Regions from separate parts of the Homo sapiens genome. Here region 1 is linked to region 2. Evidence: chromatin loops called from intact Hi-C (ENCODE). Cell type or tissue: B cell. All regions are shown on one strand. Links, peaks and the distances in the headings refer to the core of each region. The heading gives the core; the rest is flanking DNA. Region 1 has its middle 200 kb from the start of VCX3A. Region 2 overlaps PUDP (pseudouridine 5'-phosphatase).

Region 1 (8,929 bases), core at 463-8,462, 340 kb before region 2:
GCCCAGGAGTTGAAGATGAGTCTGGGCAATGTAGCAAGACCCTATTTCTACAAAATGAAAAAAATTAGTGGTGTGCGCCTGTAGTCCCAGCTACTCAGCAGGCTGAGGTGGGAGGATTGCTTGAGCCTAGAATTTTGAAGCTGCAGTGAGCCATGGTCACACCCTGCTACACAGTGAGACCATCCTGGGCTACACAGTGAGACCCTGTCTCTAATAATAATAATAATTAAACAAAAATTAAAGAATGTTGCCTTAGATTTTGCAGCAGTGGAGTGCTAGCAAAGGCCATGTGTTTGGGGGCTTCTCTTGGATTTACGAGAATCAGGTGCACAGACAAATTACGTATAGGAGGCCTGATGCTTGCGGTTTATCAATACAAAGCTGGAATATGCATTGCAAGCAATTTACAAATGAATGAATCATATTAATACAGAATGCCTGCTGGATCCGACTGGTTACATAGTATTCAAGTGCTCCCAACCACAATCTGTTCTACATCAAAATAATTCATTTAACCTCTTGCTTATCAATGACTTTGCTATGTGAGCCAGTGATATTCAGGAAGCTGGTGCATATCATGAACTTTTCCTGTACTCCTCACAACACTTCATGGTTCTCAGAGGCCCAGTTTTACTCAGGGCAGGCTGGTTTCTTTTTAACCAAGTTAAGATTGCATTCTGTTAAAGAGATAAAAATATGTTTCCATGGTTCAGGTAGTGTTGGGCTGAGACCATCTACACTTGGGACACAGATCTGTCCACACTGCCCTCTTCTCCAGATGTTTTCAGTGACCAACCACCTCGGACACTGCAAAGTGAAGGAAAACGTTTTGCCTCAACATAAAAAAAAAAATGTTATGAGGTCATTAAAAATGCTGAGGAAAGCAGAAAAGATAAAACCTCCATAGAAACAAAATATACTTATTTTTGCATACCTTTCTCTCTTTGTGTATTTACTTATTTTACATAAGTATCACATAGAAATAAATTCAGACATAGAAGCTACAATGTTTCACATAATGATCTACCCACTTAAGTGAAGAAATAAAATATTACTAACAACTGCAGTCTCCTGTGTATACTTTTGCAACCAACCTTCACTCCCCTCCACCTTGTAGTAATTCATCCCTCTCTTGAATTAATCTTTTAATCTGTTCCATGCACTGCTTTATACTTTTACAATAGTGTTGTTCACACTCCATTTACACACTTGATGTGTACAGCTTTCCAAATAGGGAGGCCAAATAGGGAGGATTGCTTGAGCTTAGGAATTTGAGACCAGCCTCGGCAACATAGTAGGACCTCATCTCTACTAAAAATTAAAAAAAAAAATTAGTTGGGCAGGGTGGCATGCACCTGTTTTCCCAGATACTCAGGGTGTTGAGGTGGGAGAATGACTTGAGCCTGGGAGATTGAGGCTGCAGTAAGCCATGATCATGCCACTGCACTGAAGCAACTGATCAAGACTTTGTCTCAAAAAAAAAAAAAAGAAGCAAGAAAAGGAAAAAAAATCTACTCCATTAAGGTATTTCTAAACCAATAACGACACACTTCATTTGTAAATGTTCATTCCTTCATTCAAGAAAAAAAAACATTGAAAACTTTATTGAGCTTCTAGTATATTCTAGATGAGAAATATAGTGAAAGAATAAGAAAAAATTTAAACTCGTATCCTCAGTGAATTTTGTATTATACTGAGGGAAGATACAATGAACAATCAATATGAAAAATAAATAAGTGGTCTAGTAGACTGAATAATGCCCTCCTATCCCCAAAGATATCAGGTCCTAATACCTGGAACCAGGAAAGGTTACTTTATATGAAACAGGCTCTTTCATACTTTATATGAAAAATGCAATTATGGATTTTGAGGTAATGGAATTATCCAGGTGGGCCCTAATATAATCATGTGTATCCTTACAAGAAGAAAGCAGATATTATTGCACATATAGCCAAAGAAAATAAATCATTCTACCATAAAGACATATGCACACATATGTTCATTGCAGCGCAGTTCACAATAGCAAAGACATGGAATCAACCTACATATCCATCACTGGTAGACTGGATAAAGAAAGCATGGTTCATATGCACCCTGGAATACTATGCGTCCATAAAAAAGGATGAGATCATGTCCATTGCACCAACATGGATGGAGCTGGAGGCCATGATCCTAAGTGAAGTAACACAGGAACAGAAAACCAATAACTGTACATTCTCAGTTATAAGTGGAGCTAAACATTGAGGACAGATAGACACAAAAAAAAGGAGAAATAGACACTGGGGCCTACTTGAGGGTGGACAGTGGGAGGAGGGTGAAGATTCAAAAACCACTTATCAGGTACTATGCTGATTACTTGCATGATGAAATAATCTGTATACAAAACACCTGAAACTCACAATTTTCCTAAACATACCTGCACCTGTAACCCTGAACCTAAAATAACAGTTTTTTTAAAAAAGAGGAGGCAGAGAGACATCTGTCACACACAGAGGACGAGACAATGTAGAGAAAAAAGATCTGTGTGCTGTGCTGATCTTCAAGATGGGATTCAGGCTAAAGGAAGATTTAGATTCAAGCAAAGGAAGGCCAGCTACCACCAAAAGCTGCACGAGATAAGGAAGGATCCTCCCCTAGAGGCTTCGAAGGCAGCTCATCTGTTCTTGATTTCAGACTCTGGCCTCCAGACCTATGAAGAAATACATTTCTGTTGGTTTTAAACCATGCAGTTTGTGCTGATTTGCTAAAGCAGCCCGAGAAAGCAAATACAGTTGGCAAGAAATATTATGAAGAACATTAGAGGGGAGTAGCTAGTGCTTGGGGTAGGGAGTTGCAATTTAGATAAAGTGGTGAGAGAAGACTGCTCTGAGAAGGCAACGTTTGAGCAAAGACCTCAAGAAGGGAGGGGAGGGGATTGTTTCTAGAACCTGGTAATAACTCTGGGAGAGCTTTGCAGTGAGAGTGAGCAGCAGGTATTAGGACCCTGAAGGAGGAGCATTCCTGGAATGCCCTAGGCACCCAGAGTGGCCATGGATGAGGGAGGGAGGGAGGGAGAGTAGTAGGAGGTGGGGCCACAGAAGTGATGGCGGGGACCCATCTTTGCATGTCACTGCAAGGTTCTCAAATTTTAGGATGCAGGAGAGGGGTATCGTAGGATATTGAGAAGTATCCCTGGTCTCTGCCCAAAAATGCCAGCAGCACCACCCACCCCATTTCCTGTTTCCAGGTTGGGAGGTTGGCACAACTTTGTCTCCTATTTTAAAAGGATTACTCCATCAACTGGGTTTAGAATAACCTTGAGGGCTTTGTGCTGTCGATGCGAGCACTGAAGCAAAAAATACAAATAGTATTACTATTATCCTGAAAGACCCAATGGTAGCAGTTTCTAGAAGGTCATGATGAGATTAATGAGAAGAGGTCATATTCTGGATATGTTTTTAAAGTTCAACAGGCAGGACTTAATGAACTGGATATGAAAAAAAAGGAGTAGATGAAGATGCCATCATGGCACCCTAGAAAACCTTGGACAATGCTAGCAGATGCAGGTGCAGGCAGTGCTTGATGCAACTCTTGGTTTCTCATATCCCAGGGGGTGTGGTTGGTCCCCCAGTCCACATCATCTAATTTAGTCCATGTACAAGAGTTCTTAGACACTCAGAAACACACACAGTTTCTAGAACTGAGGACAATTCTACAGCTTACAAAACCATCATGGATGATGGGCAACAATGTAATGGAATCTGTTGGTGCCATGCGTGTCGATTTCTGAGAAGTGTTGTGAAGCTTTATTGGAACTCTGGTCATTATTGTCTTCTTTTCTAGATGAGTAGTTCCCAACTCTGTCTGCACCTTAGAACCACCTGGGGAGGCTTAAAGAATCCTGTACCCCAGCTGAATCCCACACCAATGACTTCTAAGTCTCCAAGCGTGGAATCCAGGCATATGTATTTTTGAAAGTTACCCTTAGATTTTTCCTAAATGTTTTGAGCAACTGTCCATTTTCTCTTCATCTTTATCCCATAAACTAGTGATACTCTACAGGGATTATTCTTTCCCTAGGGACATTTGGCCATGTCTGGAGACATTTTGGGTTGCAATAACCCAGTTAGCATCTGTTGGGTAGAGACCAGGGATGTTACTCAGTACCCGACAATGCACAGCACAGCCCCTACCACAGAGAATGACTTCACCCTCAAATGTCAAAGTTGAGAAAACCTACCCCAAACCCTCAAATGTCAAAGTTGAGAATGAGAAAACCTGCCTCAAACCCAGGGAATTTGATTACTGCATTGATGGGTTCATTAATCATTGCCAGACATTTTTAAATGCCTTTCCTCTTTTTTTCGGTGCTTTTGAATTTAATTGACAAATTGAAGGTCGCATGGGAAGACAGCAAAGAAATAGAGGAAGAGAGAGATAGAGTACAAACACCTGCGTTGAGTCACCATTTCCTGCAGCCCTGAGTGCCTCTAGTAGCTAGTGAGGGGGACAATTAGCAGTTTTTGAGAGTGATGAGAACAACTATTTGCATGTTCTTTTCCTTCCTGAATTGTGTTTGTGAGAGCTAAGTTAATCATCTGATAGAGCCACATTCACACGCCAGGTGTTGCGGTTGAACACCAATGTCTGTTTCTTCAAGGTTTCGAAAATGGTTCACGGAAGGGCCTGCTTTTTGCTGAAATCGTGCACATGGATGATAGGAACACTTCCACTCTCAACAGTCACATGGCATCCCTTAGGAAGCTGCAGTGACCTAGAAGCCATCAAGGACAATTTCCTGAAAGGGGTTTGCTTTTCTGAGTAACCGCTTCCTGAGCTTGCTTCTCTGTTTGTGGGACCTTATTTTTCAGACTGGCTCAAATAGGTTATCAATTCGGAGTAACATTGCTCCTCTCCAGGGACATTTGGCCATGTCTGAGGACATTTTTGGTTGTCGCAACTGGAAATGGCAGAGTGTGTGTGTCGGGGGTGCTGCTAGCATTTGTTGGGCAGAGGCCAGAGATGCCACTTAACATCCTACAAAGTATAGGACTGCCCTCCACAATAATGGTCCAGCCCCTGATGTCAATAGTGTCAAGGCTGAGAAGCCCTAGAAAGAGAACAGTAGGATAAAGAAAAAATGAATGAACTTACAAATAATTTCCACTATGTGATTTAGATAGAGGCACAAATATTCCCTCTCTTCTCCAAATATTTCCTCCTTCATCTGTTGATCTTCAAGGGAGTTTTACTGTAAAACTTTGAGCTTGTCTTCATGTTCCAAGAGGGATGGAACCTGAGCTAAAATTTAATACCTGGCTATTTTTGGAGTAGTATTTTAGTTTCTAGAACCTGGGAATAGGCAGTGCCCAACTGATGCTCTTCTCATTTATTTATTAGCCTACTAAGATTTTGTGAATGGTTACAGTAAAGACAATGGTCAAATTTTATTTATCGCAGAATGTCTCTGTCATGTTTGATCATAGACACCTTTAGCAGGGTAATTTTTACTATTCCCTATTCCTTTAGGGTGATCAACTCATCCTGGTTTGCCCAATACTGTCACAATTTCAGGAGTGAAAGTCCTATATCCTGGCAACTTTCCGTATTGTGGGGTGGGTGGTCACCCTGCATTCCATGGAATTGGTTTTCCAAGTAATAATTTTTGTGAAATGCAGCACTGGTGTTTGTTATTTTATTTTATTTATCTGGTATTTTATTTGGTATTTGGTATTTTCCCAAAGGATAACTTGGTAATTAGCATTCTCCCATTGGGAAAATAATTGATCAAAAATCTGTTGTCATGGAATAGACACTTCTTTGTACACATGGTTGGACCTTTAACTAGGGAGACAAAAGATTATATTTTTAACAATTAAGGATACCTATTTTATAGAGTTGTTTCTGAATTATTCCAGATTTTTCACTTCAATATTAAATTTATTTTTATCAGATTTTATAAAGCTCAAGGACCATTAGAGATGTCCCTAAGAGTAAGGTTTTTGCAAATTTAAAGAATCTGTTTTTGCGTGCCTGTCAGTATTGTAATCACTTTTTCCTTTTCCAACATAAGATCATACATTAAATTTAAATAATAGCCTTATTAATAATTGGAACCCACTGCAGAGATCCCTGAGAAGGCCCAGAGGCCACATGTTGAGCCCAAGTGAGTGCATTCATTGAAATGTCATGTCAGTAATACCAAGAGGGCTGATAATGATACACCCTCTCGTGCTCCTCATCCCACACTTTCACGACATCTTATCAACGAGTTCTAATACAATAAACTTACATGCACTTGATAGAATAATTGCCATTTTAATTTAAAAACTTGGCAGAGGCCAGGTGCGGTGGCTCACGCCTGTAATCCCAGCAGTTTGGGAGGCTGAGGTGGGCAGATCACCTGACGTCAGGAGTTCGAGACCAACCTGGCCAACATGGTGAAACCCCATCTCTACTAATAATACAAAAACTACCCGGGCGTGGTGGGGCACACCTGTAATCTCAGTTACTCTGGAGGCTGAGGCAGCAGAATTGCTTGAACCTGGGAGGTAGATGTTGCAGTGAGCCAAGATCGCACCACTGCACTCTAGCCTGGGCGACAGAGTTAAGACTCCATCTCCAAAAAAAAAAAAAAAACTCGGCAGAGACTGAAATTGTTTGTACCTCCAAGTCTTAGTTTTCCTCTGCAGCTCTAAGCCAGTGGAAAATTGACAAATTCCAACACAGTTTTTGAGAATTATCTATGTGACTTCAAACGTGTTAGTTTACATTCCCACAATGGATTCACACATGCATACATATGGCAACTGTTGCATATGTAAATGAATGCATCTATAGGAAGTCAATAGGAATTCAATATATCTTTGTATGTGAATTTAATCGAAACTGATGTGTCTGTATATGCATATATACATATATACACACATTTATACATATAGACATACATAGGCACACATGAATATACATAGATAAGATAGATATAGATATATAGAGGGATATATAGAGATAGATGGTGGATGAATAGATAGGTAAAAACAGATATAGACATATGTAGAGAGATACATAGGTATACATAGGTAGGTAGGTAGATAGGGAGGGAGGGAGGTAGATAGGTATAGGTAGGTAGATAAGTTGATTGACTGATTTCATGATACATCCTGGAAAGTTACATACAAGTAAATTCCTAATATCAACTCATTTTTATGCCATTTTTTCTCCTCAAAGTAGAATACTACATGCTTGTATAAAGATTTCTCTCTTTTTAAATCTCTCTCTCTCTCTCTCTCTCTCTTTCTTTCTTTCTTTCTTTCTTTTTCTTTCTTTCTTTCTTTCTTTGATGGAGTCTCACTCTGTCGCCCAGGCTGGAGTGCAGTGGTGCAATCTCGGTTCACTGTAACCTCCATCTCCCAGGTTCAAGCTACTCTCATGCCTCAGCCTCCCGAGTAGCTGGGATTACAGGCACATGGCACCACGCCTGGCTAATTTGCTACTTTTGTAGAGACAGGGTTTCACCATACTGGCCAGGCTGCTCTTGAACTCCTGACCTCAAGTGATCTGCCCGCCTCGGACTCTCAAAGTGCTGGGATGTGAGCCACCAGGCCCGGCCTTCCCTCTTTTTTAATGTGTATAGTTGGAGGATTCTGGATAAATAACAGGGAAATGATATAACTGGATTTACTGAATTAACTCTCAAAACCCTTTTCTGGATTCAGACATTGAGTGGGTTGATTTAGGCCAAGGTCCCCAAATCACTGCCCACAGGCCAAATCTGGCCCACTGCCTGTTTTTATGAATACAGTTTTATTGGAACAGTCACATTAATTTATTCAGGTATTGTCTGTGGCTGCTTTTGCTGTACAATGGCAGAGTTGCCTATTTATGGCAGAGACTGTGTGGTTCACAAAGCCAAAACATTTGCTATCTGGCCCTTTGTAAAAAAATCTTTGGGCTGAGTGTGGTGGCTCATACCTGTAATCCCATCACTTTGGGAAGCCAAAGAGGGAGGCTCACTTGAGCCTAGGAGTTCTAGACCAGCCTGGGCAAGATATTTTTTAGAGACACTCTCTACAAAAATAAAAATTAGCCGGGCAGTTGTGGTGGAGCACACGCCTGTAGTCCCAGCTACTCAGGAGGCTGAGGTGGGAGGATCGTGTAAGACCAGGCGTTCAAGGCTGCAGTGAACCATGCTTATGCTACTGCACTCCAGCCTGAGCGATAGAGCAAGACCCTGCCTCAAAACAAACAAACAAACAAAAAACCAAAAACAAACACAAAAAAATTTTGCTTATCCTTAAGTCAGATTAAAGAGAACCAGGTACAGTTATTTTTAAGAACACATGGTTTGAGAAAGTGAAATACATAGCTTCCGCTCAGGTTACAAAGTCACATATATTCAAATATAGTGTTTTCAAAAATTAGGAAAATAAAAAGCCCCCTTTTAAAATGCTGGACTTCTTTGTTTGGAAAAATGGGAACCATTCTGTGTTGACCTTGCCCTATTCTCCTTCAAGATGCTTTCAGTAGGGGAAACTGGATGAAGAATACACAACGGCTTCCTGTACATCATGCTGCAACTTCTTGTAAATCTGTATTTGTTTTAAAATAGGTAAACTTAAAAAAATAAATAAGCTCAAGCCTGCTTTGCTCTGTTCTTATTGCAGTGACTGTCTCTATCATTATTGCATGGTTCCCATAAGACGTGGTTGTCTGAGGGCAGCCCCACCAGCCAGTCAACAAGTTTCATCACGAATAAAATTCCAAATTTTGTTTTGGATACAACACAAGCCACTGTGGCTTCCATTGCTACAGGCTAACATTGACTTAGTGTTTCCCATTTACCAAGATTGTACCAGCTAATGTAAAGGGTTTGGGGTGGTGGGTTCTTCCACATTTCACCCTCTAAAGAACTCAATGAGGACTTGCATGATTATTAATACGTACAACCTGG
Region 2 (8,929 bases), core at 245-8,244:
AAAATTACCATGCTGCAAAGAAGCAAATACCACCCACAATCAGGAGAAATAGACACAGAAATGATAGAGACAGATGGAATTAGCAGATCATGACCTTATGTAACGGCTTTATAAGTATTATAAACACACCTAAGATAGACACTATCAGAATAAAAAAGAAAAACAAAAGACCCAACTACATGTTGTCTACAGAAACCTACTTTAAATATAACTACACAGATAGATTGAAGATAAAAGGATAGAAAACTACATACCACATAACTATTGCTCAAAAGAGAGCCAGGTTACTTACATTAATAACAAACAAGCCTTTAGAACAATGAATGACTATCATCAGGGATAAATAGGGACATTTCATAATGACAAATAGATCAGTTCATCAATAAGACATAATTCTAAATGTGTAAACATCAAATAGCAGAGCTTCAGAATGCATAAAGCAAAAACCAATAGAACTGAATGGAGAAACACAAACGTAGAAGGAAGTTTAAAACTCCTCTATCAGTAATTGATAAAACAAGTAGACAGAAAAGAAGTAAGGACACAGCAGACTTCAGAACCACTGTCAAGCAACCTGACCTAATTGACGTTTATGTAATACTTCTCCCAACAACAGCAGAAACCACATTATTTTTAAGTGCACGTGGAACATTCAACAAGAAATATCCTATTATAAGGATAAAACTATTCTCAAAAATTATAAAATACTTAAAATCATACAGAATACCTTATCTAACGATGGTAGAATTAAAATAGACATTAATAATAGGAATGTGGAAAATCACAAATATTTGGATGTTACACTTCTATGTAAGACATGGGTCAAAGATGAAATCACAAAGGGAAACTAGGTAATATTTTGTAGAGAACTAAAAACTACCAAAATTTCTGGGATGTGGCTAAAACATTGCTTCGATGAAAACTGATGGCATTGAGTGATATGTTAAATAATAAGGTCTCAAATAAGTGATCTAAGTTGCCACATTGAAAACCTGAAAGAAAGAAGTTCAATGATTTAAGCTTTTACCTTAAGAAAGTGAAGGAAAAGAGCAAATTAAACCCAAAACAAATAAAAGGAAGGAAATAATAAACATGAGAGAGAAAATCAATGAAATAAAAGTAGAATACAGAAAACCAACTAAATCAAAAGCGAGTTGTTTGAGAAGAGCAATTAAATTAGTAGACTCCTAGCTAAACTGATCAAAAAAATAAAGAAGATCCAAATGTACTAACATTAGCAGGGAAAGAGGGGACAGACATCACTACAGATTCTAACATCGATAAAATGATAAAAACTTAATTATTATAGGATTAATGGCAACACATTTGACCATTTAGATGAAATGAGATAATTCTTTGAAAGATATAAAACTCCCTCAAGAAGACACAAATAACCTGAATAGCCTTCTGCCTATGAAAGGAATTGAATTTGTAATTAAAAACCTCCTTCCCACATCTAGGATCAAATGGCCTTGCTGGTAAATTTACCAACTTCCCAAGAAAAAAAGGATGCCAATTCTAAACAGACTTTTCAGGAAATTGGAGGGAACACCTCTCAACTCATTTTACATTTTACATCAGCACTTCCCTGATCCCAAAACCAGACAAAAGCCAGACAAGAAAACGACAGATCTCATGAACATACATACACATACCTCCACGCATAAAAACAATATTCAATCAGTGTAGAAGTACTCCACCTAAAGAGCTTCTACAGAACTTGAATCCATTAGTTAAAAATACTAAAATGCCACACTATTTCATTAGTTTGCAACAACCACTGATTAGTATCACAGAGGACTATATTTATTAGCTAAATTTCAATTTAAACCTTAACCTAACTGATGGATGAGATAAAAGGCTCTAATTTTTTTAAAAAAGAGACAGTCACGTGTGGCAGTGCGTCCTGTAACCCGTTACTTGGGAGGCAGAGGCAGGAGAATCGCTTGAACCTAGGAAGTGGAGGTTGCAGTGAGCCGACATAGCGCCACTGCACTCCAGCCTGGGTGACAGAGCCAGACTCCATCTCAAAAAAAAAAAAAAAAAATTAGCCAATCATGAACTTCTGTCTGGATATAAACAGTGATTAAAGCTGAGTATCAAAACAATCTGAATTTAAAACAAGATTTTTAAATTGCTAGATCACACAATTTTAAACCAATATTTTAAAAAATGGAGCACACTTAAACACATGGCTCTGTAAAACACACTGTATAAAAATTTTCTTAAAGTACTTTGGTGCTATTAATTTTAAAAACTTAAACAGATTATTTTATTATTATTGTTTTGAGACAGGATCTTGCTCTGTGACCCAGGCTGGAGCAGAGTCAAACAATCATAGCAGCCTTGACCTCCTGGGCTCAAAACGATTCTCCAGCCTCAGCCTCCCGAATAGCTGGGACTACAGGTGCATGTCACCATGCCTGGTAAATTTTTTTATGTTTTGTAGAGACAGGGTCTCCCTATGTTAGCTAAGCTAGTCTTGAAGTTCTGCTTCAAGTAATCCTCTTGCCTCGGCCTCTCAAAGCCCTGGGCTTAGAGATGTGAGCCACTGTACCCGGCCGATTATTTTATTTTAGCTTATCCTTCTTGCATTTCTATTGCTGTGAATTATTTCTAAGGTGGAGTAGATAAACAAACACACACCAATGTGTCTAGACTGGAATGCAGCTCAACATTCTTATTGATGGAGAATGAATCAAAAACGGTTTTGGACGACTGCTTTACACCACCACAACATACTGAGATCTCCAAAATGCTTGGGACTCCTATGAAGATGAAAGCCAAGACAAGACTATGACCACAGTCAGAGATTACGGGACATCCGTCAATTATACGCCCTCTTTGGGCCTCAATTTTGTCATCTGTCAAAGAGCAATGATTAACGTTCCTCATGGAATTAATTCACAAGAAGAACAATGCCTGGAAAATGACATGGGTGAGGAAGCCCCAGATAAATGTTAGGTAGTGTCGTTATCATCAGATATAGCTCCAGTGTATCATCAGGAATGAACGATCCTAATCACCTGATTCAAAACTGCCTGATGCCTTCACAAAGTTTTTCATCTTTTAAAGAGTGCACACAAACTTTGTCTCACTCAGTGGCTTTCCCTGAGAAGTAAAAGACGAAAAAATGCAAATGGAGTTCTGTTCTAGGGAGAAGCTGGTTAATTATGTGTATAAATGAACTCCAGTTCCCAGCTCCTAGAATTTGGTGTGCTTCCGTGGGTTTACAGGAAGGGCAGAGAGACAGATATCTAGGTATCTGTTGCTCCAAACAATCAGCTCACAGGACACATCTCCAGGGGAAGAACTGGGGAATGTGGAGAATCAGCACTGTGAGTGGGAAGAAACGCTCCTGCTTTCCTCCATCCTAGAGACCCAAGGTGGGTGAGAACAGGGATGTGCAATTAAACAGGATTAAACAAAGGAAAGAGGCAGAAGACAGGCAGCTGCCGCGCGGTCTCAGGTGTTCGTGGCATTCTTTTGTTGGGTGATCTGGCCATCAGAACCCTACAAGCCTGAACATTCTCTGTACTACCTAAGACCTGCAGTGAGCAACAGAATCAAGTGGGGGGTACCGGGGGTTGACAACGCAAAGTGGGAGAGGGAACCGCTTAGAGGGCCGTGCATGTCATTAACGCTGTGTGCCGAGAACCATGTCCTGGGCCTCAGTCTAGAAGAGCTCTATGAAGTGAGACATGGAAGACAGCCCGTGCCACTGGGGCAGACGATGTGGTCAGCTGATGGATGCCACCTGGCTACCTGTGAGAAGACGCTGATGCTATCCCAGGACCAGACACACCTGTGGGATTCTGCTGAGCCTCCACTTCCTGCATGGGCATCCTAAGGGTGCCTGGCCCGTCACCCCACCCCACCATGGGGAAGGTGCTTTGGCATGCTGTCTTTCTTAGGGGCTACTTTTGCAACTGCCTGAACAGCAGGTGTTATGCTTCAAAAGCTTTGTGTGACTGAGAGCAGTGGGTTGAACGGTAGCCCCCAAACAGAAGTCCTCACCCATGGTACTTCTGTCTTGTTTAGAAAAAGGGTCTTTGGAGATGTAATTAAGTTAAAAATCTTGAGATGAGCTCACTTTGCCACGTGGAAACGGAGGCAGAGACTGAAGTGATGTGGCCACAAGCCCAGGGATGCCTAGAGCCCCCAGGAGCTGGGAAAGGCAGGAAGGATCCTCCCCTAGAGCCTACAGAGGGAGTGTGGCCCTGAGACACCTTGATTTCAGACTTCCAGTCTCCAGAACTGGGAGACAGTCAACTTCTGTTATTAGAAGTTGCTGAGTTTTCAGTATCTTGTGGCAGCAGCCCCAGGAAATGAACACACAGGTGCTCTGTTCTTGAATGTGAATGAGCAGAACAGACACTGCCAGGTGTTTGTGGAAGAAGACTCAAACAGGCAGAAGACAGGAATCTGCCAGAAAAAAATGACAATCCAGAGAAAAGTGGGCGAGGAAGCAACAGTCATGATAATAATTAGTATTCATGAAGACATATAAGTTACTGAGTCCTTAAAACAAAAACAGAATGCTAGAAAAGAACAATTCCCAGAAGAAGAAAGAACATATGAGGATTAAAATAAATCAGGAGAGGAGGGCCGACACAGGCAATGTCAGCTACGACACCAAGCTGTCTGGGATGCGGTTCAAGACAGTTGTGGGGGGCAGGTGGTGGACAGACGGCTGCTCTTTCTCGTTCCTTAGAAATATGTCCGGTTTGGCTGGGCATGGTGGCTCATGCCTACAATCTCAGCACTTTGGGAGGCCGAGGTGGGCGGATTACTTGAGGTCAGGAGTTGCAGACCAGCCTGACCAACATGGTGAAATCCCATCTCTACTAAAAACACAAAAATTAGCCAGGCGTGGAGGCACATGCTTGTAATCCCAGCTACTCGAGAGGCTGAGGCAGGAGAATCACTGGAACTCAAGAGACGGAGGTTGCAGTCAGCCGAGATCACACCACTGCACTCGACAGAGAAAGACTGTCTCAACAACAACAACAACAAAAAAAAAAAGAAGGAAAAAAAAAGAAATACGTCGTGATTTTTAAAACATTGACAATATTCAAATATACACAGAAAGAAACTGCCTGATTGATATTGCTTTATTTCCTGTGAGGCAGTTTCACTTCCTGAGGACTACAGAGAAACCCTGTCACCCTCCGGCCTCCATCCTCTTCCTAAGACTCAGAATCTGAGCTGTTACCTGCATCTTTGCGGGTGAAGACATAGCTCATGTGCTTTCACTTCCTGGAAACTTTACCAGGCTTCTCACACCCTTGTAACCCGCTGGGATTCACCACAACACCTCCAGCAGCTGGCTGCAGTTATTGCGGTTGTATGTATGTGGTTAGAAACTTCCACTCAAGAATGAGTCACAACCTCTGCACTCCCAAGACCCCATGCAGACATCCAGTGAATAAACTGCTTATTTCCTGCCGTCTGTTTTCCTCATCCTCGTACTCCATCCTCTCTGTTCTTAGGAATGGAAGGCAGTGGTGGGGGCAGGAATCATTCCTTTTCCTTGCAGTACATGTGTGCAGCATGGAATAGAAAGTGATTTCAGATACATAGTGGGAAGGTGAGCTAGTTTTCCTTTGACTCCATCCATGGCTTATGAAGCAAGCTGAATGCTGGCTGTGGGGGTGTGAGGATGGCCCCTGCACTACACAACAATGCTCAGAGTTTCTCAGGGTTTGTGTTTCCAATTAGGAGGCCACGCTTGGCTGGCACATGCTGGGCCCTCAATAAATATCTATGACCGATATTGAATGGACAATTAAGGCAAAGGTCATTAAAAATAACATTTGGCTATGTGAAAATCACTCAGATTCTAGATTTTAAGTGTTCTCCCCACAAAACATGATGAGAAAGTGAGATGATGCATGTGTTCATTACCTTGACGCAGCCACTCCACAATGTATACATACTTCAAAACACGTTGTGTGTGATAACTATATACGATTTCTATTTGTCAATTAAAAAATAAATAAGTTAAAAAAATAGCATCCGGTTATCCGAGTTCATGGTGGGGAGCCTTCTCATGAAGCGGTTAGCATTCTCCTTTACACAAGACAGACCTGTTACTCTCTAATAAGATGCTGCCTCCTGGAAAATGTGTACCCAGAGAGCACACACGGTCCAGCAGACGTCGCTGTTGTGGTATAGCACATGGAGGCAGGGGATAAGATTCGATGTGATTGACAGGCACATTTATCCAAGAGAAAACTTTCAAGATCTGATGGAGTAATGCAGGGTTTCCATTCTTATTTCTTGCCTACTTGAAGTTCCTTGAGCGAGCTGAAAGCACTTACTGTTGCGAGGCTTCCTAAGGAAACATCAGTTCCAGGTTCTTCACAAATGTCACACGTGATCTCACAAGGGTACCATGTTCTGAACAACACTGAGCTTTGGAATACTAGAATTGTTGGCACTTCACAATGCAAGGACTTGTCTCGCTCTCTGAACCCTGGGTTTTACGTGGGCAACTTGGCAAGTCCACGAGCCTTCGGTCATCAATGGACAGTCAGGGGCCACATGCAGGAAGCTGTTGCTGTGTGAAGAGCTGATGCCCTGAGAGAGTGACCAAGAAGGGAGAAAGATGTCTGCAGGTCAAACAGGCACCTGGGATTCCATAAAATGGATGCAAGTTAACTTTAAATCATAAGGGGTAAGCTGTGTAGGTCAGGTATTTACAAAGGGGTCCACGAAATGGATTTTAGCAAACTTCCTTTAAGTTTAACATCTGTTTAACTTTTAAAAACATATGCTGATGCATTTATTTCTTGTTCAAGATTTATCGAAGGAAACATAATTCCATGAGGACACGCTGCTACCATTGTGATAAATGGATTGGTCATGCTCAGTGACAAAAGTGTCTCCTGGACCAGACTCTACTCAGGCTGCTCTGAGTCTTTTTCTCCACAAGGCCCCCACACTGGCCTATAAAGACTTGAACAAGTTCAACAGCTCAAGGTCACACCGCTACATGACTCTAGCCCCCTTAAAGTACTTGCCTACGAAAACTCAAGGCTGCCAAAATAACTGATTGTTGGTTCCAGCCACTCCTGCAGACAAGCCTCTGTGGAAGGGCAGGAGCCTGACTTCTATCAGCACCAGTGAAACCCAGATGGCTTCACACTGACCAAACCCTCTTCCTGCTTTCTGCAATTTTCACTTCCCCAACTCTGCTGAGCCCCTGCTGACCCCTCCCTACTCCCTGAATTTCCCTTTAAAATGCCCAGTCACCTCTGGGATAATTGATGTTGAGCCCAGTTTCACATTGGTCTCTTTTCTCTATTGCAATAGTATATTATGGAAGAAAATCTGTGCTGATCGCTTTAACTACTGTCTGGCTGTGTTTATCCTTGACACTAGAAAATAACCAAAGTCAAATTCCCCAAAGCATATAGTATTCACATTCATATATATAGTTTTAAAAACTGTGACTTTAAGTATAAATTTAAAAGAAATATTAACTAATTTAGGAAATCTGGCTAATATAGATTCTTGATTTTTTATAAGTTCTGTATGTTTATCTATTAAAATGGAACCATCACTTACAAACACTACTGTGCGCTTTTTAGTTCCCTCACAGGAAACCTCTGGTAGCCACAGCCACTGTGAGTGGGCGTCTCTTAATGATTTACTGCAGAGCCATGCCTCAGGCTATCCCTCTTCTGATCTTCTCCAAGCTCTAGGGAGCATGCTTCTTTCTCAGACATCATTGATTTTGGCAGAGCACCTCCTTCCTTTTTCTAGGCCTTCCAAATGAATTCTGCTCTTTTGAAAAGGTGCTTGCTGCTAGGGAGAGGGCCCTTGGCTGTGTGCAGATCTTCAGTCCTAATTTACTAGGGACCCGGCACCAACTCAAAGCTAATATCAGGGATCGCCACTTATGGAATTTGCACCACAGGATCCGGCTTATGGAATTGAGTGACTAACCTATATCCTGGACGTAAGACAGTGTGGTAGTGTGGAAGGAAAGGAAACAGGAGAAAGGAATTGGGTTGAGGGGCTGGAAGAGGAGCAAGGCTCTGGCAAGACTGGCTGAACCTCATGGAACACTCCAGCCAAACACGACTGACTGAGTCCGCGCCCCAGCTCAGGGCCCTCCTGGGGCAACCTGAACAGTGGCAGTCTGAGCTGGGAGTAGGAAAGTATGGGTGGAGGTGTACTGGCTTGACAGTGCTCTCCCCACAAAATTCATGTTCACCTAAAACGTGGGAATAGGACCTTAGTTGGAAATAGGGTCTTTGCAGATGTAATCAAGTTATTATGAGGCCATACTAAATTAAGGTTGGACCCTAAATCCAAAGAAAGGAGAGGGAAATTTGGAGACAAAGACACACAGGACGAGGGAGGGCGTGTGAAAATGGAGACAGAGATTGGGGAGTTGAAGGTACAAGCCAAGGAAAGCTAAGGGTGGCCGGCAACTACCAGCAGCTGAAAAGAGGCAGGAAGGATCCTTCCCTAGAGCCTTGAGAGGGAGTGCAGCCCTGCTCACACCTTGACTTCGGACTTCTAGCCTTCTGAGGTGTCAGACAGTTAAGTTTCTGCTGCTTTAAGCCACGGAGTTTGTTAATTAACACAGCACTACCAGGAAGCTAATACAGTGGGTTGACCCTGGAGGAGAAAACTTGGATAGACTGAGGTTCTATCTGTGAGATGACCTTAAACCATCTTAATTATCTTTCTCAAATTCTGGTACTTGACACACAAATTTGTGATACTTGATGGGGAGACAGTGTGGGAAACCTGTGTTTCCTTTTTTGGCAAACATTAAATACTGACAGAAATAAAGCAGTTATGAAAATAAATATAAACTAACTCCTTTCAAATCTTCAAACAAACAGTTGCAAGAGTCCAGTTTACATTTATTTGGTCTGCTGGTCCCAGGGCAATACAGGCGATGAGCATC

The links. Hi-C counts contacts between places; a loop is a spot of excess contacts. Peaks named below come from ENCODE experiments on the same cell type or tissue, not always from the same donor. Only the 100,000 strongest peaks of a DNase experiment are listed, where the experiment ranks them.
Region 1: it touches region 2 in a loop (14-fold over the local background); 3 of 110 quality-filtered maps call a loop at or near these places.

The regions. Positions count from the first base shown.
Region 1 is chrX:6,734,559-6,743,487 of GRCh38, forward strand. It overlaps a transcript of PUDP not described here. Among named protein-coding and RNA genes, the nearest start is that of VCX3A, 200 kb to the left of the region's middle. In B cell, for the core only: no CTCF peak of the experiment used is centred there; a DNase peak (open chromatin) is centred at 4,633; H3K4me3 peaks cover 234 bases; H3K27ac peaks cover 640 bases.
Region 2 is chrX:7,078,890-7,087,818 of GRCh38, forward strand. All of the region lies in intron 2 of PUDP (pseudouridine 5'-phosphatase), which reads right to left. Among named protein-coding and RNA genes, the nearest start is that of STS, 64 kb to the right of the region's middle. RefSeq lists enhancers at 3,250-3,750, 3,751-4,251, 4,371-4,440. In B cell, for the core only: no CTCF peak of the experiment used is centred there; a DNase peak (open chromatin) is centred at 5,242; H3K4me3 peaks cover 1,223 bases; H3K27ac peaks cover 1,941 bases.